Linked DNA regions of Homo sapiens: region 2 is linked to region 1. Evidence: chromatin loops called from intact Hi-C (ENCODE). Cell type or tissue: PC-3. All regions are shown on one strand. Links, peaks and the distances in the headings refer to the core of each region. The heading gives the core; the rest is flanking DNA.

Region 1 (15,480 bases), core at 3,245-11,244:
AATGCCTATACTATACAAAACACAAAACTACAAAGATAAATAAGATATAAACCCAACTCTCATGGAGTATATTGCCCATTGAGAAAATTGACACATACACAGATAATTTCAGAAAAATATGGCATATGTAATGCAAAAAGTCTATACAGATGCCATGAGAAGTCTGAAGCAGGGCACATAGCCTGGCTCAAAATCTCCAGGAGGAAATTGCTGAGAGTGTGTTGGAGTTTTCTATATGGATAAATGCAGGAAGGAAAAGTACAACAAATCGAAGTCAGCACACTATTTACAGAGAAGGACGTGTAATTTGCTAGTAGTAGACTATACAGAAGGAGTGAGAAATAACCAAAAAAATATGATGCTTTAGAATCACATGGGGGCCAAATCATGAAGTATCCTGTAAATTATGATAAAGGAATCAACTTTTATTCCCTAGAAGATAGGGATCCATTAAAAGTTTTAAATATGGGTGTATAATTGTCAGATTATTTTAGAATGATCAACCTGGCCACTAAATGCAAGAAGATGATTGACAAAAAGTGGAAAACGGAAAGGCAGAGAGGAAAAGGGAAGATGCTAGGGTAATTCTCAGGTTGCATTATTAGATGCCTAGATAGATGATGCAATTTACTAAAACAAGTAGTAGATGATGAATTCAGATAGGGTCACATTTAGACTAAGGTACAGGAGGCATGCAACAAGAGTCAGGAGTTCGAGATCAGCCTGGTCAACATGGTGAAAACCCATCTCTACTAAAGATACAAAAGATTAGCCAGGCATGGTGGTGTGTGCCTGTAATCCCAGCTATTCGGGAGGCTGAGGAAGGAGAATTGCTTGAACTCAGGAGGCGGAGGTTGCAGTGAGCAGAGATCACACCATTGCACTCCAGCCTGGGCAAGAGGGCAAGACTCTGTCTCAAAAAGTAAATAGAAAAATAAATAAAATAAAAATAAAGAGAAATATAAGTCCAGAGCTCAGGAGAAAGGCCTAAGTTGAAAATCCTATTTTAAGTGTCAGTGTTAATATAGGTTGTAGTTGAAACCCTGGAAGATGATAATATGGCCCAAGAAAAGCATGTAAAGAGAGAACAACATTGGGCCAAGGAGGGACTCATGAGAGACATAAATGTTTAAGAGACAGAAAGAAGAGAAAGAACTGTTGAAGAAGATTGAAAAAGAGTGGCTATAAAGACAAAGGAACAAAAACAAAAACTAGTGTTATGGAAGCCCAGGAAATAGAATGTTTTAAAACAAAGGTGAAGTAGAAATCAATTTCAAGCATAGCAGATAGATGCAATACGTTAAAAATAGAGAGCTAGCTATTGAATTTGTCAGCTTGGAGATTATTAGCCTCCTTAGTAAAAAGCCTTTAGTGGAGTGGTGAGAAGAGAATCTAAATTGCAATGCATTGAGGATTGCATTGCAAATGAATAAATGGAGAAAGCAAATATGGAATACATTTTCAAGAAGCAAGGCTTAAAAAGCAAAGACAGACAGACCAGAGTGAAATTAGTAGAGAGAGAGCATAAAGAAATAGAATAATGAGTAACTAACTTATCCCAGAAAAGGAGCTGATTCTAAATATGACCAAAAACCAGGGTAAGGGAATGAACTTGATTTGAAGAAAGGACACATCTTTCACTGAGAATCGAGAAAAGAAAAACCAGAGGCCAAGGAAAATATAGTAGAGGAGGGCCAAGAGACTGGGGAAAACTCATATCTGATAACTCTAACTCTCTTAATGAAGTCATGCAACATCATCTGCTGATAGTTGGATACAGGACTTAACGAGACTAGGAAAAATTTGGTACAATCACTGAAAGAAATGACAAGCAAAAATGATGTCCAAGAAGTATCAAGAATCCAACTGAGATTGATGGTCATGAATTTTTAGAAGGATTTTCTCTTACAGTATGAAGATGCTCTGGGACAAGACTAGAGAAACGTATTGTGGGACCAATTCCACATGGTATTTGTCCAGGAAGATTCAATGACAGAATATAATGCAATAAGTGGTGGTGTCACTCACTGAGAAAGGAGATACATTTCCCTCAACCTTTTCTTTCTCCAAGGAGTTACTTTGGAGTAGTAGAAAAAACAACATATTGAAGTGTCAGAGACCAGGGTTCTATCCTAGCATGTACTAACTCTGAGACCTTGGATAAATCATTTCCCGGGCCTCAGTTTCTCCATACAATCATGATGGGTTTAGGTGATCTCTAAAACCCTTTTCAGCTCTGACATGCTGTGACTCTGTGAAACATATCATAATTCCCAGAATCAGGATCAAGAAAGTCTCATAAACATGCAAGTGTGAACATACTATACTGCCAGGCTTGGAAGGTGCAATTTGGTCAAATCCTCTCATGTCTGCCTCTTCACTGATCCAGATCCTCTTTAGTCTCTTCAATCTCTAAGCCCAAACAAAGACACAGGCCACTGCAAGAAACATTCAAGAGTACCCAATGCCTTTCCAACATACGACAATTACATGGCTCAAGTCTAAGCATGTTTGACAAATTCAGAAATGTCTCAAAGCGCATACCCTTTACTCAGGAGCAGAGGCCAAATGTCCCCTTTTACTTATGAATGCCAATGCATTTGTGCTGTTTCCAGGCCTCTAATCTTATCATTTCATAGACACCAAATTTATCCTAAAAGCTAAAGTTAGAAGAGTAATAGCCTTAACATTTACGCTATGAGAACCAAAATGTTTTTTAGGTGTCTGGCCTCCATGTAATTAATCAAGGCACTTCAAATTTAACTTGACTTGAAATTCTAAGCCAAGAGATAAGGATTAGCTCTGAAGTCACATATCTCTTAAATCACATAAACCCTCTGATGGATTTGAAATACAAAATTTATCTTCCTCAAGTGGTTGAAAGACTAGACATTTTCTTTCATTTCTGAAGTGCTAAGGTAAAATTCTGAATGCATGTCTACCACTACTAAAGAAAGTCTTTGTGATCTTGTTTGGATTTTAAAATGTATTTATTTATCTTGCAGGAAGTATTTCCTGAATGAACTTGTTCAGTGTTCTACATAGACTGGTCCTCTATAATCTCTCTCAGCCAGGGCTGACACCTTCCTCCAGCCAAGCCTCTATCTGGTCCACACATTCATTCATTTATTTAATCAGTCAACATACATTATGAGAGTTTATGATGTGCTAGGTATTGGACTAGGCACTGAAAATATGTAAATAAATCAGATATTGCCTTCAAGGAGTACACAGGCTAGTGGTAAATACAGGCATAGAAATATATCATTACATTAGAGACAAGATTAATAATAGGCATATGCTAAAGAATCAAACCAACTTGGGTTTAAATACTGGGTCAGCTATTTTTAGCTGTCTGACCTTGGGCAAATTACTTATAATGCTTTAGTCTTAAGTTTTCTATATATTAAAAAAAATACAATATTGGGGCTTACTTCAGAGCACTGTAGTAAGGATTAATGTTTTACATATAATAAGTACTTAATAAATGGTAACTACTTAGATAAGTGGGTTTTCCCATAGAGCTAGGAAGGGTTAAATATTCCGGTTTGTGCAAAGACACAGAGATGTATGGAAACATTTGGTATATGTGGGGAAGAGTTAATAACTAAGTTTCGGAAGAGTTAGAGAAACAGGAATCTGAAAATGTTGCTTTGCAATAAGGGGTCATTTGCTTTCCAGTATTTGGCAATAAGATCATATGAAAATGAAACACAGATGTTAATCAATCAAAACCTTAGAGAAAAGAAGATAATTTCTTCAAGCCAAGATGAAGTAACAAGAACCATATTTACCTGCCCACATGAAGCAATTAAAAAAAAAAACGTGGAAGTATATGAAACAATGGTATTCAAGACACCAGAAACATCAAATAATGAAAGACAATGGAAGAGATGGAAAACAAATAAAGTGAGCCTTATGATAAACCAATTTGTTGTCTTGAGAGAATTTCCAGGCTGTAGAGCAAAAAAAAAAAAAAAAAAAAAAACGAAACATAGGCAGAGCCTGGAAAACCCTTTGAGTTAAGGAAACAGAACTGAGAGCCCAGGGAGTCCATAGCTGCTAGAGTTCCCATGATAGCCAAAGAAGAGAGAGCTATACAGAGAAAGAGTCCTGGAGATTAAAGAGAGTCCTCCTCAAGTATTCAGCAGAGCACGCATGTGAGGAAGTTATCAAGGGCTAGGGGGATGAATTAGCCAGCCAGAGCTTGCATAACAAGTTACTGAAATACAGGCAGCTTAAACAACAGAAATTTATTTCTCACATTTCTGGAAGCTAGAAGTCCCAGATCAAGATCTGGCAGGGTTAGTTTCTGGGGATGGTCACCTACTGGCTTTCAGACAGTAACCTTTTTGCTGTGCTCTCACATGATGCTTTCTTAGTGCATGCAGAAAGAGAGAGAGGGGAAGAGAGAGAGAGAGAAAGGGGGGGAGAGAGAGAGAAAGAGAGAGACAGAGAGGGGAAGAGAGAGAGAGAGAAAAGGGGGGAGAGAGAGAGAAAGAGAGAGACAGAGAGGGGCAGAGAGAGAGAGAGAGAGAGAGAATGTTTTCCTCTTTTTATAAAGCCGCCAATTCTATCAGAATAGAACCCCACACACTTATACCCTCATTTAAACTTATTAGGCATCTGTAAGTTCTACCTCCAAATACAGTCACATTATGGCTTCAACATATGAACTTTGGAATGACACAATTCAGTCCATAGCGGGAGAGAGCCATCTGATAGAATTAAAGGGAGCAGTGTCTCGCAGTTACATAAGACTGGGAATAGTGAATGTTCCCACAAACCAGACTGGAAGATTCATAATTTACAGGTCATTGGATAGAGTACACAGAAAGGTCTAGCCTCAGTAATGATAAGTAATTAGCTCTACATGGAAAAATTCTCTGGATCCACCAAAAAAATTAAAAAAGCAACATGTAAAGGGTCCACACTTTTCAAGTCACTTAACTGTATCCCAAAACAAAGCTTAAGAAGATTTATAGAAATAGAAAAATATTCAGCAACTAACAAAGTAAAATTAACAATATCTGGCCTCCAGTCAAAGATTACCAAGCATCGAAAGTAGCAAAAAAAAAAAAAAAAAAAAAAGCTACGCATAATGAGGATAATTAAATAATTGAAACCAAAACTCACCCAAATGTTAAAAAATAGAAGACAATAATATTACAACAGTTATAACTGTGTTCCATGCATTCAAAAAGTTAAGTAGAAATGTGAGCAATTTAAAAGACACTCAAACCCAACCTCTAGGGATAAAAGGACACAGTGTCTGAGATTAAAAATACACTGGATAAAATTAAGAGCAGAAAAAAAATCAGTAAACTCAAGGACAGAATAATAGAAACTATCCGAAATGAAATACATGGGGAAAAATGTATTTTTTCTCTGAATTACCAAGAACTTTTGAAAAGTTATATTTTATTTGTAGTTGACAAATAATAACTGCACATATTTATGGAGTACAATGTGATGTTTTGATACATGTATACATTGTGTAATGATCAAATCAAGATAATTAGCAAATCTGTCACCTCACACATTTATTATTTTTTATGTTGAGAACATTCAAAATTCTCTCTTCTAGCTGTTTGGAAATATACAATACATTATTGTTAATTACAGTCACCCTACTGCAATAGAACACCAGAACTTATTCCTCCTAACTTTATAACCGTTGACCAATGTCTCCCCATACCTCTTTCCTCCAGCCCTCCCCAGCACCTGGTAACCACTATTCTACTCTCTGCTTCTATGATATCTACTTGAACAGTGTATTTTAAAACTAAAAAGACCATCAGTGAGTCTGGAAATACCCGAAGTAGCCTAATTTATGGGACTCCCAGAAAGAGAGAAGAGAAAGGAAAGAAAACAAATAATTTCTGGAGAGAGGAATGAGATGACTGACTAGAAGTAGCCAGGAAGCACTGCTCCCACCGAGAAAGACAGAAATTGAGTAAACCAACATAATTTGAATAGCTCTTCAGAGAGAAAATGACAATAGTTGATGCAAAAGCCACACAGACACTGCGGCTTAATAGGGAGGAAGCTGGGAGCCTTGTGAGGGGTACCCACATGCTAGGGCTACTTCCCAGCCCCAAATGGCTCCTGGGGAAGGGGTTAGTGAAAAGACTATGGGACTCCCTACTCTCACTGTGGCCCTCTGGGATCCTAGCTGCAGGGAACCCCATGTCCCCCATGGATATTTGAGCTGGCAGAGGGATGTTCTCAGAGAGTAGGCAGAGTCAGGGCTTTAGCCAGCATGGAACCAGAGACCTTTGTGCACGGGGCAGCCATAGGAACACACCCCCACAGGGCTCTACATCTCCTTCCAAAAAGCTCTAGACCCAGTTGAATGCTGGACCTGGAGAAAGTGGGGCCGTCTTCCCTGTGGTACTGGGGCACATCTGTTCTGCACGCCCCCCTGCCACGAGCCCTTCCAAGAGCCACTGCTTGGCTGCCCCACAGGAACATGTGCATGGCACAGTCTCTGATGCCTGGCCTTGGTTCCTTGCTGTACCTGAGGATGTTCCCAGTGGCCTGTTCTCAGACCTCCCAGTACACCCAAAACCTGATGCCAAAGGTCGAGAGGATGGAGCCATGGGCAGGTACCCATGCCCCAGGGCTGCTGCATACAGCTTGAGAGTGCGGAGCCAAGATTTGTGGCTGGCACTTCAGTGAAGGAGGAGCCACACTCTCAGAACACTGAGAAGGGTGACACACGCAGTTTCATGCACTGGCACGGGAGCAGGGTGAGACACCCTACACAGGGCCAGTATGGAGAGTGTGGCCTATCTCCCTGTGGTGGCCTCCACTCAAGGGAGCCTGATAGCCCAGAACACCTAATAAAAGAAATGTGAATACAGTGCCAGTGACAAGAGGCAGCCCCCCCAAGGCCCAGGAGTGGACCTGGTAAGAGGGGGGCATCGGTCTTCCTCATGCAGCGCAGAGCAGAGCTGCAAATGCCAGGAAGTATTAACACAAAGGAGACACGCAGCTAAGAGCCTATCTATGGGCCATTAATCCTAAGCGCCATCTACTGGATCATAGCGCAAACTACAACATCCAAAATAAATTGCAAGTACACCCTCCCTGTGAAAATAAGGGCAAGAATTCAGCCCCAGATGAAGACTGTGTACAGAGTGCTGGCCCTGTGAATACATCCAGAAACAAAGCCAAGTGACTATATTCAAATTACACACCAGTTAAAGGAACACAAACCCTTCCAGGTGAGAAAGAATCAGCATAAGAACTCTGGTAATTAAAAACACCAGTGTCCCCTTACCTCCAAACAAGTTCACTAGCTCCCCAGCAATGGTTCTTAACCAGTCTGAAATGACTTAAATGACAGACACAGAATTCAGAATCTGGATGGCAAGGATGTGCTCATTGAGATTGAAGAGGAAATTGAAATCCAGTTCAAGGAATGCAGTAAAACAATCCAAGAGCAGGTGTCCTGAGAACCCATACATTCCACAGAGGATCTGAGAGCCTAACAAGAAAAAAAGTCTCAGTGTCCAAACACATTAGGAAAAGAGCCAGAAAATTAGCTTAAAAGCAGTTTAGAAATGGGAGACAGCACACATCTCTAGAGCTGTCCTGCGTCTACACAGGAGTGCCCTGTATGTAAATCCTAATAAACTCATCTACTCATCAAGCTGGACTTTTCTGAGTCATTCTTCGGTCTCTCAGTTCCTTTCCAAATTTTTTTGCGGGGGGAGGGAGGTTGCAGTCTCACATTTTTCTTGTAACAGTTGGCATCGCGGACAGGATATGAGAGATCAAATGATGAGTCAAGAAGGGGTCTCTGCTGAGGGAATCCCGGGGTGGTTGGCAATATGCATGTGTGGTGGAGTTGCCCAGATGCTCAACCGTTTTGAGCCACCATGTGAGTACAGGGACATTCGGAAAATGCTGGTGGGGATTGAGGAAATATTGCAGAAAGTTAAAATATTAAAGTATGATAGGAGAGTCAATACCTTGTTGTTGCAATAAGGCCGGCTACTGAGAAATTATTAGAGCAGGAAAGGAAAAAAGGTAGTAACTCCTGCAGAAGTTCAAAGGCATCCCAGGTTTTCTAGGACTCCAGCTTGTTAACTATTCTGGCCCTTTCCTCTGTACATTTTTAAATGCATGGGCAAATTACAGCAAAAGTAAAATCAGAGCTCAAATGGTTAACCTGCAACTATAGTTAAGTCGATTTTTCTAAAGCTTTCCCTCTAATTCTCTCTTTATTCCCTTTTCTATCTGCTTTGAATCTTCTGTTATTAAGCTACTATGTTGAGATAAAACTCACTGTTTATGGTACTTCCAACTCAAGGCCACCGGAGATTTTGTTTTTCTTATACAGTTCAGCCAGTTCTAGCTAAAATGTAAACATCAAAAACTCAGTTGAAACTGTGGGGAAAGAAAGGATAAAAGAGGTTTTTTTTAGAATAAAACTGCTATGGAAACCGTTTCACCCAAAATGTTGGACCATAGCCTTCATTGGATTACCTATAAGGCAAACAAATTTTAATCATGTGAAGAGGTCCCAATTTTGTCAGAAGTAATTTGGGTCCAGCTGTCATTTGTAAAATAGTGAGTTTGTGATGCTGTCTCGTGGCTAGAGTTCTGAGGGAAAAGCTATTGAATATGTGTGTATGTGTGTATACGTGTTTAAATGTGTTTATCTCTACGCACATGTATTAGATGTTGTGTTTAGCATAATCACAAATTGGCTTACAAGTAAATGAGCACTCATAAAATAAAGAAATCCAAATGTCTTTCAAGTTCATGTGAATTTAGTGATCTTTAATAAATAAAACTGGCTTTAAAATTATTGGTAAAATAAAAATAATGTCTTCAGAATTGTCAGCACACATTTTTGTCTGGGTATACTAATTAGATAAGTTTTATATTTGCCTTTACTAGATATTTTAAGGTATCAGGGTTTGACATGAAGTTTATAACACCATAAACCCAGACAAAAATGATCTTTTTGTTTGTGTGATTTTTTGATAAGCAAGACTGATCTTTGATTAGTCTTTGCTTGGAATGATCTTTGTTTGTCTGATTTTTTGATAAGCAAGACCAATTTGATAGTATTGGCTTAATTAAAACAGCTACATTTTCTGAGTTATTGGTAAAAATAACCATGTTTGTAACTTTAAGGCTCTCGTTTAGGTGAACACCTGATATTCGCAGGCTAAGAAAATGGTTAACAAGGAGATAACTTGGAATGATCACTAGCTTTGTCTAATGTCTTGGTTCTCATGAGTAATCTAGATTAACTGCTAAAAATAAATTGAGTAAATGTAAATGAAATAAATCCTTGTAGATGGACATTTTGTGTAGTTTAAAATCTTAAAATTATTTTTAGGTACTTGCTGAATGTGTAGGTCATTTCCAATTGAAAAGTGGTATAATATAGTTCGATGGTCACACTTCTGAGTCTGTTAATGGTAAATAACATCTGTGACAATAGGGGAAGCATTGGTTGGCCTCAGTGAATTAGATAGAAACAAGACCCAAGTCCAGAAAGCAATGAAGGATTGAAAAGGGAAGGGGAAAAATGGGTGTCTGTATACTTGCTTCAGCTGAGACAAGTAATGAACATGAAACGATACCACCTGCCAAGGGGATACTCTTAAATCACCCAAACAATGCAGAAATTACACAATTTACAAGCATTCAGGCTGGCCAAGACCCCCATAACAGCACTGTGTTGCCTGTGAAGAAGCCAGATGGCATCTGGACAATTACAGTAGACTACTGTAAGCGAAACAAAGTGATGATCCCTGTACATGCAATTGTACACAATATTGTTCAACTGCTAGGGAAAGTGGTCCTTAAGCTAGGAAGTGTCCATGCTATCATTGACTTGGTTAACACCTTTTTCAGTATTCCTTTATCAGGAGATTAACAAGACCAGTTTGCCTTCCCTTAGGAGGGCCAACAATGGACTTTCCAGGTGCTACCACAAGGGTACCTGCACAGCTCCACCATCCCTCAGAGTATGGCTGAGCAAGACCTGTCTAAACTCTCTTTGCCTGCCTTGGTCACCTTGTTTCACTATATTAATGATAACATGCTAACCTCTGAGTCTCTTACAGATATGAAGACTGCCCTACAAACTGTCTGGGATGGCCTAAAGAACAGGGGATGGGAAGTCAAACTCAAAATGATACAGGGCCCAGTGCAGCCATCAAATTCCCAAGAGTTATGTGGTTGCATAAGACATGAAACATGCCCAGAATTGTCACTGATAAGATAGCACAGTAGCCTGTTTCCCAGAGAGTAAACTAATTTCAGGTTTTCCTAGGTTTACTGGGCTACTGGTGACTACTTATTCCTCATTTGGCACAAACAGCCCACCCATTATACCCCCTAATAAAGCAAGGTAGAAAAATGAGACTGGACACATATAGACAAAGAACATTTGACAAAACGAAAATGTTGGTGAAACAAGCCCAAGCACTAGAGGTCCCACTGCCACAGCATCCTTTTGTATTAGAAGTCACTAGAGATGTCATGGGGATAAATTGAAGTTGGTGACAAAAGTAACCAATAGAAATGATACTTGTAGGGTTTTGGTCTCAATTATGAAAGGGGGCAGAATCCCACTATACAGTCCTAGAGCAACAGCTGTTGAGCACATATAGGGAATTGCAACAAGTGGAACCCATTGCCGAAAAGCAGTACATTACAGTAAAAACTGCCTACCCCATAAAAAGATAAGTGGAAGGCCTCCTAGCCTAGCCCACCTCTGGGGTGGGCTATTTTCCTTTTATCTGATTTAAAATACTGCATAAAGCAGTAAATATAAATCTGGGTTCATGGGTGGCTGTTGGTTGGAACTTGAGTGCCTGCAAACCTCACCACAGAGGGCTACAGCCTCTATGTCTCCAAGTAGATTTGATAGGCAGTCTAGACTATCAGGACTGCAACTCTTAGGCTAGTCCTAGTGCTGAACTAGGCCTAGAGACAATGTACACTGGGGAAATGTGACATACTGCAACACCAGCTGGGGCAGCCAAGGGAGTGCTAGCATTATACCTCCTCTAATCCCAGACTGCACAGCCCAAGACACCAAAAGATAATCCATTTTTCCACTTGAGGAGAAGAGAGGAAAGAGTGTGGAGGAATTTGTCTTGCATCTTTGATACCATCTGAGCCTCAGCAGGGTAAGGCACCAGTCAGAGTCGTGAGGCTCCTGTTCCAGGCCTTAGCTCCCAGGTGACATTTCTAGACACACTATGGGCAAGAAGGGAACCCTCTGCCATGGAGGAAAGGACCCAGTCCTGGCAGTATTCCTCACCTGCTAACTGAAGAGTTCTTGGACACTGAATCACAAGCAGCTATACTCAGGTACTATGTTGAGGGCCTTGGATAAGCCTCTGATGATTGCTGGCTACAGGTGAGTTTCAGCGCCTTATCAACTGCGGTGGCTATGGGGCAAAATTTCATTTGCTTCAGAAAAGCAGAAAGAAAACTTAAGGGGATGTTGTCTTGTACCTTATTTACCAGCACAGTCACAGGGAGACAAGGACAAGCCCAGGATTTGACTTTTCAATTCCAGGACTTGATTCTTCAATAGCATGTCTGGACCTGTCCTGGGCCAGAGGGGAGCCCATTTCCCTGAAGAATGAGTCCCAGGCCAGACAGCATTCACCAGTTTGGCTTAAGAGCCCTTGACCCTGAAGGAAATAATACCAAGCATCTTCTCTGACCACAATGGAATAAATGAAACTAGAAATTAATAACAAGAGGAATTTTGGAAACTGTACAAATGCATGGAATTAAACAATATGCCCCTGAATCACCAGTGGGTCAATGAAGAAATTAAGAGGAAAATTGAGAAATTTCTTGAAACAATTGATAATAGAAACACAACATGCCGGCCAGGCGTGGTGGTGCACACCTGTAATCCCAGCTACTTTGGGAGCCTGAGGCAGAAGAATCGCTTGAACCTGGGAAGCAGAGGTTGCGATGACCTGAGATCGCGCCATTGCACTCTAGCCTGGGCAACAAGAGCAAAACTCCGTCTCAAAAAAAAAAAAAAAAAAAAAAAAAAACAAAAAGGCCAAAACCTTGAGATACATCAAAAAAGAGGAGAAACTTCAAATGAAAAATCTAATGATGCATCTTAAAGAACTAGAAAAGCAACAGGAAACCAAACCCCACATTAGTAGAAGAAAAGAAGTAATAAAGATCAGAGCTGAAATAAATGAAATTTAAATGAAAATAATAATGTGAAAGATCAATGAAACAAAAAGTTGATTTTTGGAAAGTTTAACAAAATAGACAAATCATTAGCCAGACTTCTAAGAAAAAAGAAAGAAGATACAAATACATAAAAATCAGAAACAAAAAAGAAAACATTATAACTGATACTGCAAAAATTCAGAGGAACACTAGTGGCTACTATGAGCAACTTTATGCCAATAAAGTGGAAAATCTAGAAGAAATGGACAAATTACTAGATTTATCCAGCCTACCAAGATTGAACCAGGAAGAAATCCAAAACTCTATAGGAAAAAATCAAATAATCTGATCAATAAATGGGCAAAAAAATTGAATAGACATTTCTTGAAAGCAGTCATACAAATGCCAGACAGGCATACGGAAAGGTATTCAACATCATTGATCATCAGAGAAATGCAAATCACAATTACAATGAAGTATCATTTCATCCCAGTTAAAATGGCTTTTAATATTCAAAGATGAGCAATAACAAATGCTGGCAAGGATATGGAAAAATGGGACCCTTCATACTCTGTTGGTGGAAATGTACATTAGTACAATCGCTATGGAGAACAGTTTGGAGGTTCCTACAAAAACTAAAAATTGAGTTACCATATGATCCAGCAATCCCACTGCTGGGCATATACCAAAAAGAAAGGGAATTAATATACCAAAGAGATAACTGCACTTCCATGCTTATTGCAGTACTGTTTACAATAGTTAATATTTAGAAGCAACCTAAGTGTCCATCAACAGAGGAATGGATAAAGAAAATGTGGTACCTGTACACAATGGAGTACTATTCAGCCATTAAAACAGAATGAGAACCTGTCATTTGCAACAGCATAGATGGAACTGGAGATTATTATGTTAAGTGAAATAAGCCAGGCACCGAAAGACAAACATCACATCTTCTTACTTATTTGTGGGATCTAAAATTCAAAACAATTGAACTCATGGACATAGAGTAGAAGAATGGTTACTAGAGGCTGGGAAGGGTAGTTGGAAGGTGGAAGGGGGAGGTGCAGATGGTTAATGGGTACAGGAAACATAGAAAGAATGAATAAGACCTACTATTTGATAGCACAACAGGGTTACTGTAGTCAATAATAACTTAATTGCATATTTTTAAATAACTAAAAGAGTGTAATTAGATTGTCTGTAACTCAAAAGATAAATGCTTGAGGGGATAGATACCCCTTTCTCCATGATATACTTATTTTATATTGCATGCTTATATCAAAGCATCTCATGTACCCCATAGATATATATACCTACTGTGTACCCACAAAAATTAAAAATAGAATAAAATAAAATAAAAATAATAACAGAAAACTTTCCACATATGGAGAGAGAAATGAAATATTAACCAAACTAAAGGGAGAAATAGATAGTAATACAACAATATTAGAGATCTTAAATATCCCACTTTCAACAATGAATAGATCACACAGACAGAAAATCAATAACGAAACAGCAGACTTGAACAACACAATAAACAAAATGAACCTAATATTCATATACAGAACTTTCCATCCAATAACAGTAGAATGCATATTCTTCTCAAGTACACATGGAGCATTCTTCAGAACAGATTATATGTTAGGCCACAAAACATGTATTAGCATGTTTAAGAAGACTGAATCATATCAAGTATCCCTCTTGACCGCAATGCTATAAAATTGGAAATTAATAGAGGTAAGTTAAAAAAAAACCTCACAAATAGGAGAAAAATAAGCCTGAACAAACAATGAGTGAAAGAAGAAATCAAAAGGGAAATAATAAATATTTTGAGACAAGGGAAAATGAAAACACAACATAACAAAACTTATGGCATTCAGTAAAAGTTCTGAAAAGGAAATTAATGGTGATACATGTCAACATTTAGAAAAATAAAACAACCTCACTTTATACCTAAAGGAAGTAGAAAAAGAAGAACAAACTAAGCCCAAAGTTAGCTGATGAAAGAAAAGTATACTGAAAAGTATAGCACATTCATGATAGAAATTGAAGAATAAACAAATAAACTGAAAGAGATCCTGTGTTCATTGATTGAAAGTCTTAATATTGTTAAAATGTCTATACCACACAAATAATCTACAGATTCAATGCAATCTCTATCAAAATCCCAATGACATTTTTCTCAGAAATAGACTTAAAATTCATATGAAACCACAAAAGATTCTGAATAGCCAAAGAATTTTTTCTTTTAATTTTATTTTTTATTGATACATAATAGATGTACATATTTTCATGGCACATGTAATAATTTATACATAGGATACAAATAACAAGCCAGATAAAGAAATGCATAGAGGAAGGCCTGGAATGGTCTGGAGCTTCTATCCCTGTAGAGTCGGTGTGTGCCACCCTCCCAGCACATGGATGAATTCCTGTTCACCTTCCTTTAAGCATCCACATATTCATCTCTGCCAAAGCATTTATGAGCAAGAATAACAAAGTTGTAGTCATTGTATTTCCTGATTTCAAATTGTATTACAAAACTATAGTAATCAACACAGTATAGTACAGGCAAAAAACAAAAAAAAATCAAAACCAACCAACAAAACAACAGACACATTAACAAATGAAACAGAATTGAGAGTACAGAAGTAAACCCACAAATATAGGGCCAACTAATGGTCTCCTTAATAAATGATTTCAGTAAACAGGATATGCAAATGCTGAAAATGAAATTGACCCTTATCTTACACCAGATACAAAAATCAACTCAAAATGGATTAAACACTTAAAACAAAGGCCCTGAAGCCATAAAACTCTCAGGAAAAAGTAAATAACAGGGAAAAAAACTCCATGACATTGGTCTTGGCAATAACTTTTTTGATATGGCAACAAAAACACAAGCAACAGAAGCAAAAATAAAGAAGTAGGATTGCATCAAACTAAAAAGATTCTTCACAGCAAGGAAACAATCAACAGAGTCAAGAGATAATTACAGAATGGGAGGAAATATGCACAAACCAAATGCCTGATAAGGACTTGATATTCAAAATCTACAAGGGACTCAAACAAATCAACAGTAAGAAAGTAAATAACCCAACTGAAAAATGGCCAAAGTACCTGAATAGACATTCTTCAAAAGAAGATATAAAAATGGCCAGCAGGTATATGAAAAAATGCTCTAACATCACTAATAGTCAAGGAAATTCAAATTAAAACCTAAATCAGATATCACCTCACACTTGTTAAGATGTCTACTATCAAAAAGACAAAACATAAGTTTTGGAGAAGATG
Region 2 (15,480 bases), core at 3,300-11,299, 69 kb after region 1:
AGTCAATAAACTTGCATTAAATATTGATTTCAAACTGTTTCCTGCTACTCTGCGTGTAATCGAGCTTCTGAAAAGACTATATATTATCGGCTGTTGTTTTTTAAAGTCAAGGTAACAACCGAACACTATAAATATGCTCATATAAACACTTGAGTCTAATGCAGGTATGTTGTGCTTTGTATACTTGCATAGGGTCCATGTTGCTTCACCAAAATGGACATAATCTCCTGAAAAGCAATTACCAGTTGGCTATGGGCATTGCTTTCTAAGGTTCAGAGCTTAAATGCACTGCATTGGAATTCTATCCCAATTATAGCTCTTTATCACAAATTCTGAACCTTTAAGATCAGTTTTGTAAGTGCTGATAAAATAAAATACTGATTTGGTTGTCACTTAAAAAATTATTTTTCTTCTTTTAGGGTTATTATTCTAGCAGAAATCACAACTCTGTGGATCATTTTCCATTCCCCTTTGTAAAAGGGTTTCTGTCCCAGGTATAAACACTTAAGTCCCAGCTCTGTTCTTACTAGCTGTGTGATACTAACAAAGTCATTCTACCTTTCCGTGAGAATTCAGTTTCCTTTATAAGAAATGGGAGAAATACCACCTACACTTTAGAGTTACCAAAAAAACAAAGCAAATGGGATGGAATTTGCAAAGAATCTAGCATAGAGCACCTGGAACACATAGTAGGTGATCAATACAGTAATATTAGTTATTTTTATTTCTATGCAGTTTACAAGTTGTGATTTATTAAATGTCAAGTCACAATTCAGTATGGCCACTACCTTAAATAAAGCACTGATATAAACTGAAACAGGTCATTGTGGTTTCTATATATTGTGTTTTCTTCTTCTAAAGATCTATTTTTAGTTGAATAATATCCACATGGACCTAGAAATTCCTTTGATTGAGAGTTGTTTGTTTTCTACTGATCTATATTTGATGCAGTTTGTTTTTGGAACTTACTCTTAAACATCATAATATGTCATTCTATTTTGTTTCTTTTTGTTTTAGCTTTCAAGACAAAGGAATAAGATTGTTGTATATTTAAGGAACTGGATTTTAAATGTTACTGAAAAGTATTATGAGACCTTTATATATTTTTAGTGAATTTACAGCCTAGTATTAAAGTCACAAAATGAAATGAGGGAAAGTTTTGTACAGAAAATTTGTCATCATGTTAGAAGCAAGAAAACCTGCTGACCTCAAGATGGCTAGAACTTGTCCTACGGACTCACATCTAACTTTTCCTTCACATGCATAGAAGAGAAGGGAACCAGGGCAAAGGTGATGGCAGCAGTGCTATTTAGATGACAAGGCGATCAAAGAGAAAGAACTGAACTACATCCCGCCAAGGAGGAGAAATTCAGTGTGGGTGAAGGGTGTGAGATGCCCTTCAGTAGGAGCTGGAAGCCTAGAAAGGAGGGAGACTGATAAAGTAGACCCTTGTTAAGAAACTTCAGTCCCAATATTCTTCTGGAAGTATAATCAACACCACTTCCACCCACCTCACTGGAGGATGCTAAAAGGAAGCAGTGGACACTAGCTAGCCAAGGGCTTGGTTTTCATCCATGTGCTATATACAGACAACACAAAGAAAACCCAAGATGAGAAGTCAGAAGGTCTGGTTTTTTTTTTTTTTTTTTTTTTTATTATACTCTAAGTTTTAGGGTACATGTGCACATTGTGCAGGTTAGTTACATATGTATACATGTGCCATGCTGGTGCGCTGCACCCACTAATGTGTCATCTAGCATTAGGTATATCTCCCAATGCTATCCCTCCCCCCTCCCCCGACCCCACCACAGTCCCCAGAGTGTGATATTCCCCTTCCTGTGTCCATGTGATCTCATTGTTCAATTCCCACCTATGAGTGAGAATATGCGGTGTTTGGTTTTTTGTTCTTGTGATAGTTTACTGAGAATGATGGTTTCCAATTTCATCCATGTCCCTACAAAGGATATGAACTCATCATTTTTTATGGCTGCATAGTATTCCATGGTGTATATGTGTCACATTTTCTTAATCCAGTCTATCATTGTTGGACATTTGGGTTGGTTCCAAGTCTTTGCTATTGTGAATAGTGCCACAATAAACATACGTGTGCATGTGTCTTTATAGCAGCATGATTTATAGTCCTTTGGGTATATACCCAGTAATGGGATGGCTGGGTCAAATGGTATTTCTAGTTCTAGATCCCTGAGGAATCGCCACACTGACTTCCACAATGGTTGAACTAGTTGACAGTCCCACCAACAGTGTAAAAGTGTTCCTATTTCTCCACATCCTCTCCAGCACCTGTTGTTTCCTGACTTTTTAATGATTGCCATTCTAACTGGTGTGAGATGATATCTCATAGTGGTTTTGATTTGCATTTCTCTGATGGCCAGTGATGATGAGCATTTCTTCATGTGTTTTTTGGCTGCATAAATGTCTTCTTTTGAGAAGTGTCTGTTCATGTCCTTCGCCCACTTTTTGATGGGGTTGTTTGTTTTTTTCTTGTAAATTTGTTTGAGTTCATTGTAGATTCTGGATATTAGCCCTTTGTCAGATGAGTAGGTTGCGAAAATTTTCTCCCATGTTGTAGGTTGCCTGTTCACTCTGATGGTAGTTTCTTTTGCTGTGCAGAAGCTCTTTAGTTTAATTAGATCCCATTTGTCAATTTTGGCTTTTGTTGCCATTGCTTTTGGTGTTTTGGACATGAAGTCCTTGCCCACGCCTATGTCCTGAATGGTAATGCCTAGGTTTTCTTCTAGGGTTTTTATGGTTTTAGGTCTAACGTTTAAATCTTTAATCCATCTTGAATTGATTTTTGTATAAGGTGTAAGGAAGGGATCCAGTTTCAGCTTTCTACATATGGCTAGCCAGTTTTCCCAGCACCATTTATTAAATAGGGAATCAATAAATTAGGTATTGATGGGACATATTTCAAAATAATAAGAGCTATCTATGACAAACCCACAGCCAATATCATACTGAATGGGCAAAAACTGGAAGCATTCCCTTTGAAAACTGGCACAAGACAGGGATGCCCTCTCTCACCGCTCCTATTCAACATAGTGTTGGAAGTTCTGGCCAGGGCAATCAGGCAGGAGAAGGAAATAAAGGGTATTCAATTAGGAAAAGAGGAAGTCAAATTGTCCCTGTTTGCAGACGACATGATTGTTTATCTAGAAAACCCCATCGTCTCAGCCCAAAATCTCCTTAAGCTGATAAGCAACTTCAGCAAAGTCTCAGGATACAAAATCAATGTACAAAAATCACAAGCATTCTTATACACCAACAACAGACAAACAGAGAGCCAATTCATGGGTGAACTCCCATTCACAATTGCTTCAAAGAGAATAAAATACCTAGGAATCCAACTTACAAGGGATGTGAAGGACCTCTTCAAGGAGAACTACAAACCACTGCTCAAGGAAATAAAAGAGGACACAAACAAATGGAAGAACATTCCATGCTCATGGGTAGGAAGAATCAATATCGTGAAAATGGCCATACTGCCCAAGGTAATTTACAGATTCAATGCCATCCCCATCAAGCTACCAATGACTTTCTTCACAGAATTGGAAAAAACTACTTTAAAGTTCATATGGAACCAAAAAAGAGCCCGCATTGCCAAGTCAATCCTAAGCCAAAAGAACAAAGCTGGAGGCATCACACTACCTGACTTCAAACTATACTACAAGGCTACAGTAACCAAAACAGCATGGTACTGGTACCAAAACAGAGATATAGATCAATGGAACAGAACAGAGCCCTCAGAAATAATGCCGCATATCTACAACTATCTGATCTTTGACAAACCTGAGAAAAACAAGCAATGGGGAAAGGATTCCCTATTTAACAGAAGGTCTGGTTTCTGTTCTTAATTCTGTCACTCACTAGCTTTGGGACATAAGCAAGTCCTTTGTCTTCTGTGGTTTCTGTTGGTTTAACCATAAAATGAGAAGTTTGAATGAGATCATCTTTTGGGAGACTTCCAACTTTATCACCATCCTGTGTTTTTCAATCTCAGAAGTTAAAAACACTAAGATGTGAAAGCAGACTTTTTGTTGTTATTATTTGTTTCTAACCACCTTTTCAGGGTAAACATCAGGTCTTTCTATATAAGAAACTTGGTCAAACACTGTTCATGTAGAATTTAGTAAACAACTAAATTTAAATCCTTTCCACCACCACTTGGATTTCTCTGTAAACTATGAACTTGATATGATATCATGGGCCTGAATAACTTTGGGTTCCTTATGCCTGGCCAAAACAAGTTTAAGTCCTTGAGCTTGAAATGTTTTAGTCTTAACTTAACCCTAAAGAAAGAGAGATGTTTTAGCTGCACTTTGTTTTGAAAGATTTGTCTTGGGCAGTATTTTGTGCTGCACAACTGCAGCGCCTGAGCTTGGCCATGATTGCAATCACAGAGGTGCTGAAGACCCTCCCACTGATTTCAGCACTTCCCTGAAGAGCTCGGCAAATGTTCAAGTGTGAATGTTCCCATCGAATCCTGATCTTTTTAGCAACATCGTGTTTTCAAAGCAAGCTCAAGACCACAGGGGTTGCTGGGCTTAGTGTGAACAATCAAATTCTAAGTAAACAGCCTCATCTTCCACCCTTCATCTCTCCTTCTTCCTCTGAATTTTGCTATGCATTTGGAAACTGCTCTTTCATTTGGCTTGGAGGACCCCCTTTTGAGCCAGAGCCCTTTGTTTTAGTCAGAGTATGCTCTGGAGTTGTTAGAGCCTGCATTAACTTCACTGTTTGTCATTGTCAAGGTGTTGTTTGAAGTTGCTAACTTGCCCTTTGGTGGGTATGCTAAATGTAGATGGAATGAAAAGACTATCATTCCCTCCTAATTCTCCCACTAGACCAACCCAAAGGTACATACTTCCTTTGGGGTGACAGAAGGTGACAAGCGGCAGCTGCAGCAGCATTCATTTAATTAAGCTCTTATCTGGCCTTGGGCCTGGTTGCCCAGTTTATACCCTACCATGAAAATTCTAAAATTCTATCATTTACTGAGGGAAGATCATGAATCCTGGAAATTTTAGAAGAATCCTCTTTTCAAGTGTTCTGCCCACTCATACTTGTGTGTTGATTTGGGATTTGAAAAAGTGGTTTCTGCATTCACTTTGTCAGAGGTGGGACTGAGGTTTTCAATGAGCACACTGTTTAAACTTTGGGCAATCCAAAAAAATTGGGTCATAAATACTTTAAACTGAGATAATTATTTTCTCCCTTTGTGGTACATATTCGTAAACTTGGGTAGAGATAAGTAGAAGGTCAGTAGATGAGTTTACATCTCTGTAGCCAAATCACCTTTCTAGGCAGTCGAATGAAGATGGGAAACATTTTCAGACTGTCTTCATACAGTATTGTCCTTTGACATTGAAGTTTGAGACACAGAATGTCAGAGGTGCAAGGAGCCTTGGGCATCTTCCCACTCTCACCTTTTACATATAAAGACACTGAGGCCTAAAAGAGGAAGTAACTTGCCCAAGGTCAAAAACCAAGTCAGAGGTTGATCTGGGGCCCAAATGCACACCTCCTAAATATTAAATAGAACCTGTTAATATTTACTAGACAAAAGAGACAAAGCCAAAAAGATAAAGGAAACAGGGATATGAGCTAAGAAAAAACTTGAGGTTTAGAAATCATCTAAGGCAGAAAGACTGCCCTGTCTTAAAGAACTGTTACCATTAGTAGCAGCTAAAGAAAGCTGAGCACAAAGCTATGTGCCCAGAGAAGATGAGACAAATTCAGTCTGTGGACAGCACAGTCATTCTGTTCCAGGAAACTGATGAGAAACCTGAGAAAGAGATTTGTTTTCCTAGACACTAACGATGCTAAAAGAAATTATTCTGCCTCTGGACTGAACCATGGCAAGAAAGCACAGACTGACCCTGAAGATGAGGTTAAAAGAGGGGTCAACCTGTCCAAAGGGAAAATGGGGAGGGCTTGGAGGAGCATAAGTAAAGTTTGAGACTGAGTCACTAATGTGGAACATTTCTGTTTAGAAGACCTGAGAGTCCACTAAGGATATACAATCCCTTCAGCCAGCAGCTCCTAGACTGCCCACTGCATTACAAGAGGAGGTTATGTAGTATAGTGAATGGGTGGCAGGTCTGGAGTCCAACAGACTTGAATCTGTATCTTGGCCCTGCTTTACCTCTTTTGTGAGCATGGACCAGCTGTTTACCTTCTCTGGGCCTAATTTTTCTTTAAATTCAAGAAACCCCAAAGGATTATTTGTAGGATTCAATAAAATAATACTTATTAGAATGTTTGGAATATAGCATGCATTCATATATGCCACATATTATTAATAACAACCAGCTGAGAGTGAAAAGATCCACAGAATTCAAACACAAAGTGACTGGCTCTTTAATATGTTTGCTTTTCCTTGATGAAAGTGTCAGAGCACTTCTGGTCTCTGAACTACAATTTCCTAGTTTATCAAAATGAATATTGTATTTATAATAATGTCTTAGGGTTGTTATGACAGTTCATTGAGATATGGTGTGTACAGCATCTGTTCCACTGGGGTGGTTATAATTATTGAATTGGGGTCAGATATTCTACAGATGAAGAGAAAAAGGGCCAAATCCAAGAGGTCTGATTTTTCAGAGATGGTGTAGTGTAATGATACCAATGCAAGTAAGTACAGAAATAAGACAGGGGCTTTCCCGTTGGGAACTTATCTTTGCTGACTTTTGCCAGAAACTTCCAAAATTAATTACAAATGGCCCCTCTCTCTTTGGTTCACTTGGAATTGACAGCATGTCTGCAGAATCACTGGCTTGTCTCGGATGCCTCCCTGGAAATCCAAGGCTTCTCACGACAAAGTCACATCTAGGGTGGTCTCAACAACACTTAGCCTGTGGTCCTATTCATCATGTTAATGCTGGTGACATTAATCACTTCCTGAGGTTTTGATTCAGAGAACCCACTTCCACTTCTAGGGGTTGTGCTTTGAAAGTATACAGACATCAATAGGAGCCCCTACTGGGTGTAGGATGTTGTGCGTGGCTCAGAGTAGGCGCTTAAATATTTGTTGATGGATTGATTGATTAGAGAGGTTACTGAGGTTAGTAAAACATTCTCTACCTTTAAGACACTGGCATCCAGTGGGGAATATTGACTCATACGAAGCTAGTTTGCACCCAGAATAAACTGATTAAAGGTAAGTAAAAAGTAAAAGACAGCAATCGGGAGTCATTCCAACTGGAGGTGTCTAAGGTGTCTAGGAGAGCTACTAGGAGAAGAAAGCACTTGATGTGTACCTTTGCAGCTAATTGAGATTTTTGACATTGAAGAGAAAGGGCCCTTCAATTACAGAGAGTAGAGTAACCATAGGAAGCAATAAAGAGCAGGCCTTCTTATTGGAAAATAATAAGCAGTGATTTGTGTGTCTGTGTTCTCATGCAAACATGTGTGCATGTGTGCTGGGGTCAGAGCATGGAGAGTCATGATGCCCACACAAATAATTTGGATCTTTGTTTCTGTAGGTGATGGGTATCTGGGGGAGATCTTGAGCAAGGGGATGATGGAGTTAACTAGATAGCTTGGGTTTTATTACTAGACGTAGACACTTCAAAATTAGTAAGACACAACTTTTCCACCATCACTAAGGCTACTAGGGTCAGGAGAACAAAGAGAAAGCCATAAAAGTTTATTCAGATGAACAACAAACTGATGAAAACAACTTTAAGGAGAAAGGGACAACTTCAGTGAGCTGAGCTCTTGGGCTGGTGACCGACAGCTACCCTTGCAACATCACCATCATCCCTGCTTTAAAAAAAAATTATTTGACACCAGCTGTCGACAACAGGATCAATACTTGCTGCAGCAGAGGTCACTGCTGGCAGGTGTCCACCAAACATTGGGATTCCATTTTATTTCAACTGCGTTTGAGAGAAGGGACTGCACTCTAGAGTCCACCAGAGGGAATGCATTGCAGATGAAGAGAATAACATTAATATGAATTTCACAAAACACAATCTTTGCAGGTCTTACTAGGTTTCAACATTTTAAAAAGAGTTCTAGGTTTAAATAAGTTTAGGAAATGATTAGCTAACAAGATTCAACTAGTATCTTTGCTGCAGGAATTCTCGGTAAACGTAGAGAAACCTCTTCTTTTTCTGTTTTTTTTCTCTGTATATATAAAAAGTACATATATATATATATATATATATATATATATATATATATAAAGAAGTATATATAAAGTGTGTATATGTATATACTCACTTAGCAATTTTCAAATATATATTATTACCTCATCACTATGCTATCCAATAGATGTCCAGAACTTATTCCTCCCATGTAACTGAAACTTTGTTTCAACATCTCCCCATCCTCCTCCCTCCATACCAGCCCCTAGTAACCACCATTTTACTCTCTGCTTCTATGAGTTCTACTTTTTCATATTCCACATATACGTAAAATCATGCAATATTAGTCTTTCTGTGCCTGACTTATTTCACTTAACATAATGACCTCCAGTTCCATCCATGTTGCTGCAAATGATAGGATTTCACTTTTTTAAAAAAAGGTTGAATAGTATTCCATTGTGTATATATGCCACATTTTCTTTATCCAATCATCTGCTGATGAGCACTTAGGTTGAGTCCATAACTGGCTATTGTGAATAGTGCTGTAATGAACATGGCAGTGTAAATATCTCTTCAATACACTGACTTTATTTCCTTTAGATATATAACCAGAAATGTAATTACTGAAACATATGGAAAAAAATTATTTGTTTTTGGAAGAGTATGTGGGATGAATCCACATTGGAAATGCTGTTGCAGAGAATAGGATTCAATTTAAAATAGTATTTTGGACTTGAGTCTTATAGATCACTGATAATGGTACTCTGTTATAAGGCAATTTCTATTTACTAAGCTGCTCTCTGCTTTATAATGCCCATCAATCAGAACAACTCTCATTTGCACTCATTTCAGTGCACATGTCATGCAGACTATTTATATTTTTTTCATGCATGTAATACATTGTCTTCCCTAATACCCTACTTCCAGTCCTCTTGTTTGAACTATAGCAATGTCCTCTTAACAGGTTGTCATTCCTATCTATGTTGTCTTCTCTTTCGGATTCATCCTATATGATTCCTAAAGCATAGGTTCACTCATGTTACTACACTGCTCAGAGTGACAATAGCTTTCTTCAAAATGTACATAAAAAAATTCTCACTATGGCATTCAATGCCCATCCAACTCAGGCCCTAACCTAATTTTCTTTTGAGTCTCTCCTTCCCCCAATTTACATGATTGTGATGCTGGAATCAAATGAGTCCACTTGCTAATCTCCATTCCTTGAAACTTAGTGCCTCCATGGTTGTGCTAAATCTGTTCTTTGCTCAGGAAAACACAGCTGAAATACTTCGTCCTCCATGAAGCACTTGCCTAATAACACCTGAGGAAAGGGATTACTTTCCCATTTGATCTGAAGCACATTGTAATATTACTAAGAAAACACTTACACTAGTACATCCTATTATTTATATAAGTGTATGGATGTCACTGGCTAGCTGTGTGAGCTTAGACAAGTCACTTAACCTCTTTTAACCTCAGTGTTCTAATTTGAAAAATGGGACAATCATAACATCTACCCACAGGATTGCTGTGAAGATTAAATGAAATAATACATGTACGGCAGCTGCTAGCTTAATCAATGCCACTTTCTCACATAATATTGTAAACTTCCTGATGAAAGTTACTGCGCCTGATTCTCCTATGCATCCCACATACCCGGTTCAATGCCTGGCCGTGGCAGGCACTTATATTTATTGAGTGAATTACACATGATTGGCCAGGCTTCCTCTCCTTTGCCACTCTGCCCTATTGTGAAGCCAGGGTGAAGTTACCCTGCAGGGTCAAGCACACAGTTCTTCTACCAATGGCTCACCACTATCCTACGGTTTTAAGCACAACTTCTTGGAAGTTCAAGAATAAATTTGATTCTAATTTTTAAAATAACTCAGAAAAGGGAAAAAACTCATTAAAACACAAATGAAATCTCACTATAGTACTATGTTTCAATCCTGAATCATATCAAAATTAATCAAAATGTCTTCTATAATATTCAGCTATCTACATGTTTTTTTTTCCTATATTGTCACTGTTTTATTTTCAAAGAGAAAATGTTATTCCCTTTGATAAATTGATGAAGACTGCCACCTATTCGCTGTTTGGCTGAAATGCCATGCATGTGGCATCCTACTCATACCCACTGAAATCTAGCAAGTTACTTCTGAGAGGCTGCCATTCACCTCAATTGATCCAGTGAGCTTATCTGGGAATGAGATGCAGATAGGGGTCAGAGATCATTTCTTCTGATACATAGAAAAACATAATTCCATTCTTGCTGAGATACACACAGAAGTGTTTAAAGTAATAAAGCCATGGTCTAGTCACAAGCCCAAATAATAGAAACACCTCTGTGCTGATTATTCTCTAGCTGAGTTGCCAGATAAAATACAGCATAGTGAATGAAATTTGAGTATCAGATAAACAATGAAAACTGCTTAGTGTAAGCATGTTCCATGGAATATTTGATACACACTTATACTAAAAATTTATTCTTATCTGAAATTCAAACTCAACTGCATGCCCTGTATTTGTATTTGCTAAATCTGTCTACTCTACTTCAGTGTTCCTTTCCCTGTATACTCACCATTCTTAGGACATCCAGCTCTATGCCCTGGAGGCTGATCACAGTTGCAAATCTTGGGCTCCCTTTTCCCCTGGCTTTTGTTTTAGTTTGTTCAATGGTAAGTAGTAAAATAGGATCTAAGAGTGGAAGGGAAAAGGAAGCCAGCCACTTATCCCCTACCCTCATGGTTCTGGAAGTGACTATATTCATCATTGGCCACAAATCCTGCCTGGTAGCCTCTCTTCTGTGGCTCCAAGCTCTCTCAAGATTCCCATAATTCCATTTCCTTCACCTTCAGGCTTAGGGAAGGAAAGGTTTCTCATGGTTACAGATTCCTAGTGCTTTGGCATCCTGTGATGTTTCCTTAACCCTGACCATAAATTTGTAACTAGTCTCTTCATTCAATGATTTTCAACTAAACTCTTTCATTGTGTCCTTTGTTTCCCAGATGATACAACATTTTTTTAAATTAATTTACTTTTTAAAACTTTTAGGTTCAGGGGTACATGTACAAGTGTGTTACATAGGTAAATTTGTATCGTGGGGGTTTGTTGTACAGATTATTTCATCATGCAGGTAATAAGCATGGTGCCCGATAGGTAGTTTTTTTTTTGTTGTTTTCACCCTCCTTCCACCTTCCACCCACAAGTAGGCTATAGTGTCTATTGTTCCCTTCTTTGTGTCCATGTGTACTCAATGTTTAGCTCCCACTTATGAGTGAGAACTTGTATTTGGTTTTCTGCTTCTGTGTTTGCTTGCTTAAGATAATGGCCTCCAGCTCCATCCATATTGCTACGAAGGACATGATCTAATTCTTTTTATGGCTGTGTAGTATTCTATTGAGTATATGTACCACATTTTCCTAACGTAGTCTATCATTTGTGGGCATTTAGGTTGATTCCATGTCTTTGCTATTGTGAATAGTGCTGTGATGAACATACGCATGCATGTGTCTTTGTGGTAGAACAATTTATATTCCTTTGAGTATACACCTAATAATGAAATTGCTGGGTAGAATGGTAGTTCTATTTCAAGTTCTTTGAGAAATTATCAAACTGCTTTACACAGTGGCTGAACTAATTTACATTCATACCAGCAGTGTACGAGCATTCCCTTTTCTCCACAACTTTGCCAGCTCTGTTATTTTTTGCCTGCTCAATGGTAGCCATTCTGACTGGTGTGAAGCAGTAAGTGTCTCATTGTGGCTTTGATTTGCATTTCTCTAATGTTTAGTGATGTGGAGCATATTTTCATATGCTTGTTGACCGACTGTATGTCTTCTCTCAAAAAGTGTCTGTTAATGCCCTTTGCCCACTTTGTTATGGTGTTGTTTATTTTTTGCTTGTTCATTCAATTGAATTCCTTATAGATTCTGCACACTAGACCTTTGTCAGATGGATAGTCTGCAAATATTTTCTCCCATTCTTTAGGTTATCCGTTTACTCTGTTAATAGTTTCTTTTACTGTGCAGAAGCTCTTTAGTTTAATTAGGTACCATTTGTTAATTTTTGGTTTGGTTGTAACTGCTTTTGGCATCCTTGTCATGAAATCTTTGCCAGGGGCTATGTTCAGAATGGTATTTCAAAGGTTTTAGTCAAGGGTTTTTATAGTTTTTATGTTTTGCATTTAAGTCCTTATCTTGAGTTGATTTTTGTATATGTTGAAAGGAAAGGGTTCAGTTTCAATTTTCTGCATATGGCTAACCAGTTATCCCAGCACTATTTATTAAATGGGGAGTCCTTTTCCCATTGCTTGTTTTTGTCAACTTTGTTGAAGATCAGATGATTGTAGGTGTGTAGTTTTATTTCTGAGCCCTTCATTCTGTTTCATTGGTCTATGTGTCTGTTTTTGTAGCAGTACCATGCTGTTTTGGATACTGTAGCCTCGTAGCATAAGTTTGAAGTCCAGTAATGTGAGGTCTCCAGCTTTGTTCTTTTTGCTTAGAATTCTTTTGGCTATTTGGGCTCTATTTTTGTTCAACATGAATTGTAGAAAGTTTTTTTTTCTAATTCTGTGAAAAACTTTGTTGCTAGTTTGATAAGAATAGCATTGATTCTGTAAATTGCTTTGGGCAGAATGGACATTTTAACAATGTTGATTCTTCCTATCCATGAGCATGGAAATTTTTTTATTCGTTTGTGTCATCTCTGACTTATTTCAGTAGTGTTTTCTAATTCTGTTTGTAGATATTTTACATGTCACTGGTTAGCTGTATTCTTAGGTATTTTATCTGTTTTGTGGATATTGTGAATGGAATTGCATTTTTGATTTGGCTCTCAGCTTGGACATTGTTGGTGTATAGAAATATTACTAATTTTTGTACATAAACTTCGTTGAAGTTGTTTATCAAATCTAGGAACTTTTGGGCAGAGACCATGCCATTCTCTAGGTATGGAATCATATCATCTGCAAACAGAGATAGTTTGACTTTGTCTCTTCCTGTTTGGATGCCTTTTATTTCTTTCTCTTGCCTGATTGCTCTGGCAAGGACTTCCAGTACTATGTTGAATAGGAGTGGTGAGAGTGGGCATCCTTGTCATTTTCCATTTCTCAAGGGGAATGCTTCCGGCTTTTGTCCATTCAGTGTGATGTTGGCTGTGAATTTCTCAGAGATGGCTCTTACTATTTTGAGGTATATCCCTTCAATGCCTAATTTCTTGAAGTTTTTTAATATAAAGGGCTGTTAAAACTTTTTCAAAAGGCTTTTGCATTTATTGAGATGATCATGTGGTTTTTGTTTTTTCTTCTGTTTATGTGATGATTCACATATATTGATTTGCATATGTTGAACTAACCTTGCATCCCAGTGATAAAGCCTACTTGATGGTGGTGAATTAGGGATTTTTTTGTTTTTGTTTTTATTTTGTTTTTGTTGGTTTGTTTGTTTTCTAGATGGAGTTTCACTCTTGTCACCCAGGCTGGAGTGCAATGGCATGACCTAGGCTCACTGCAACCTCTGCCTCCTGGGTTCAGGCGATTCTCCTGCCCCAGCCTCCCGAGTAGCTGGGATTACAGGCGCCTGCCATCATGCCCAGCTAATTTTTGTGTTTTTAGTAGAGACAGGGTTTCACCATATTGGCCAGGCCAGTCTCAAACTCCTGACCTCAGGTGATCCACCTGCCTCAACTTCCCAAAGTGCTGGGATTACAGGCGTGAGCCACCGCACCTGCTGGTGGATTAGCTTTTTGATGTGCTGCTGGATTTAGTTTTCTAGAGTTTTGTGAGGAATTTTGCATCTACGTTCATCAAGATATTGGCCCGAAGTTTTCTTTTTTTGTTGTGTCTCCGCCAGGTTTTGGTATCAGAATGATGCTAGCCTCATAGAATGCATTAAGGAGGAATGTTTCCTCCCCAATTTTTTCAAATAGTTTCAGAAGAAACTGTACCCACTCTTCTTTATGTATCTGGCATTTGGCTGTGAATCCATCTGGTTCAGGAATTTTTCTGGTTGGTAAGACTTTTATAACTGGATCTATTTTGGAACTCATTATTGGTCTGTTCAGGATTTCAGTTTCTTCCTGGTTCAATCTTGGGAGTTTGTATGTTTCCAGGAATGTATCCATTTCTTCTAAGTTTTCTAGTTTCTGTGCGTAAAGGTGTGTGTAATAGTCTCTGAGGGTTTTTTGTATTACTGTGGGGACCATGGTAAATCCTCTTTGTCATTTCTGATTGTGTTTACTTGGATCTTCTCTCTCTCTCTTTTTTTTTTTTCTTTTGAGACAGAGTCTCACTCTGTTGCTTCAGATGGAGTGCAGTGGCGTGACCTTGGCTCACTGCAAACTTCATCTCCCGGGTTCAAGTGATTCTCCTGACTCAGCCTTCTGAGTAGCTGGGATTACAGGCATGCGCTACCACACCCAGCTAATTTTTGTATTTTTAGTAGAGATGGGGTTTCACCATGTTGGCCAAACGGCTGTCAAACTCCTGACTTCAAGAGATCCACCTGCCTCAGCCTCCCAAAGTGTTGGGATTACAGGCATGAGCCACCACACCTGGCCTCTTTTTTCTTTATTACTCTAGCTAGTGGTTTATCAATCTTATTTATTCTTTCAGTGAACCAAGTTATGGTTTCATTGATCTTTTGTACGGTTTTTCTGATCTCAGTTTCATTCCATTCAGCTCTGATTTTGTTCATTTTTTATCTTCTGCTAGCTTTGGGGTTGGTTTGCTCTTGTTTTTCTAGTTTCTCTATGTGTGATGTTAGGTTGTTAACTTGAGATTTTTTTAACTTTTGATGTGGTTGTTTAGTGCTATAATCTTTCCTCTTAACATTGCTTTAGCTGTGTCCCAGAGATTCTGGTAAGTTGTCTCTTTGTTTTCATTAGTTTCAAAGACTTTCTTGATTTCTGCCTTAATGTCATTGTTTACCCAAAAGTCATTCAGGAGCAAATTGTTTAATTTCTGTGTAAATGTATGGTTTTGAGTGATCTTCTTAGTATTGATTTCTGTTTTTATTGCACTGTGGTCCAAGAGTATTGTTGGTACAATTTTTTTTTCTTTTCTTTGATTTTCCTGAGAATCCCTTAGAATTTGCTTGTCTGAAAAGGATCATATTCTTGGCTGGAATTTCTCTTACTTAAGAATGCTGAATAGAGCCCCAATCTCTTCTGGCTTGTAGAGTTTCTGCTGAAAGGACTACTGTTAGCCTGATGGGCTTCCCTTTGTCGGTGACCTGAGCTCCCCCGCCCTTTTTTTTTAGCTGCCTTTAACATTTTTTCTTTCATTTCAACCTTGGAGAGTCTGGTGACTATTTAACTCAGGAATTGTCATCTTGTATGGTATCTCACAGGGGTTCTTTGCATTTCCTGA

The links. Hi-C counts contacts between places; a loop is a spot of excess contacts. Peaks named below come from ENCODE experiments on the same cell type or tissue, not always from the same donor. Only the 100,000 strongest peaks of a DNase experiment are listed, where the experiment ranks them.
Region 2: a loop joins it to region 1, with 9 times the contacts of the local background. A loop is called at or near these places in 1 of 110 quality-filtered maps.

What each region holds. Positions count from the first base shown.
Region 1 is chrX:138,119,782-138,135,261 of GRCh38, reverse strand. No RefSeq gene overlaps it. Among named protein-coding and RNA genes, the nearest start is that of MIR504, 540 kb to the left of the region's middle. In PC-3, for the core only: a CTCF peak has its summit at 7,055 (motif pointing left); DNase peaks (open chromatin) are centred at 7,031 and 7,721; H3K4me3 peaks cover 1,260 bases; H3K27ac peaks cover 1,566 bases.
Region 2 is chrX:138,050,491-138,065,970 of GRCh38, reverse strand. No RefSeq gene overlaps it. Among named protein-coding and RNA genes, the nearest start is that of ZIC3, 490 kb to the right of the region's middle. RefSeq lists an enhancer at 4,316-4,817. In PC-3, for the core only: CTCF peaks have their summits at 7,923 (motif pointing right) and 10,179; no DNase peak of the experiment used is centred there.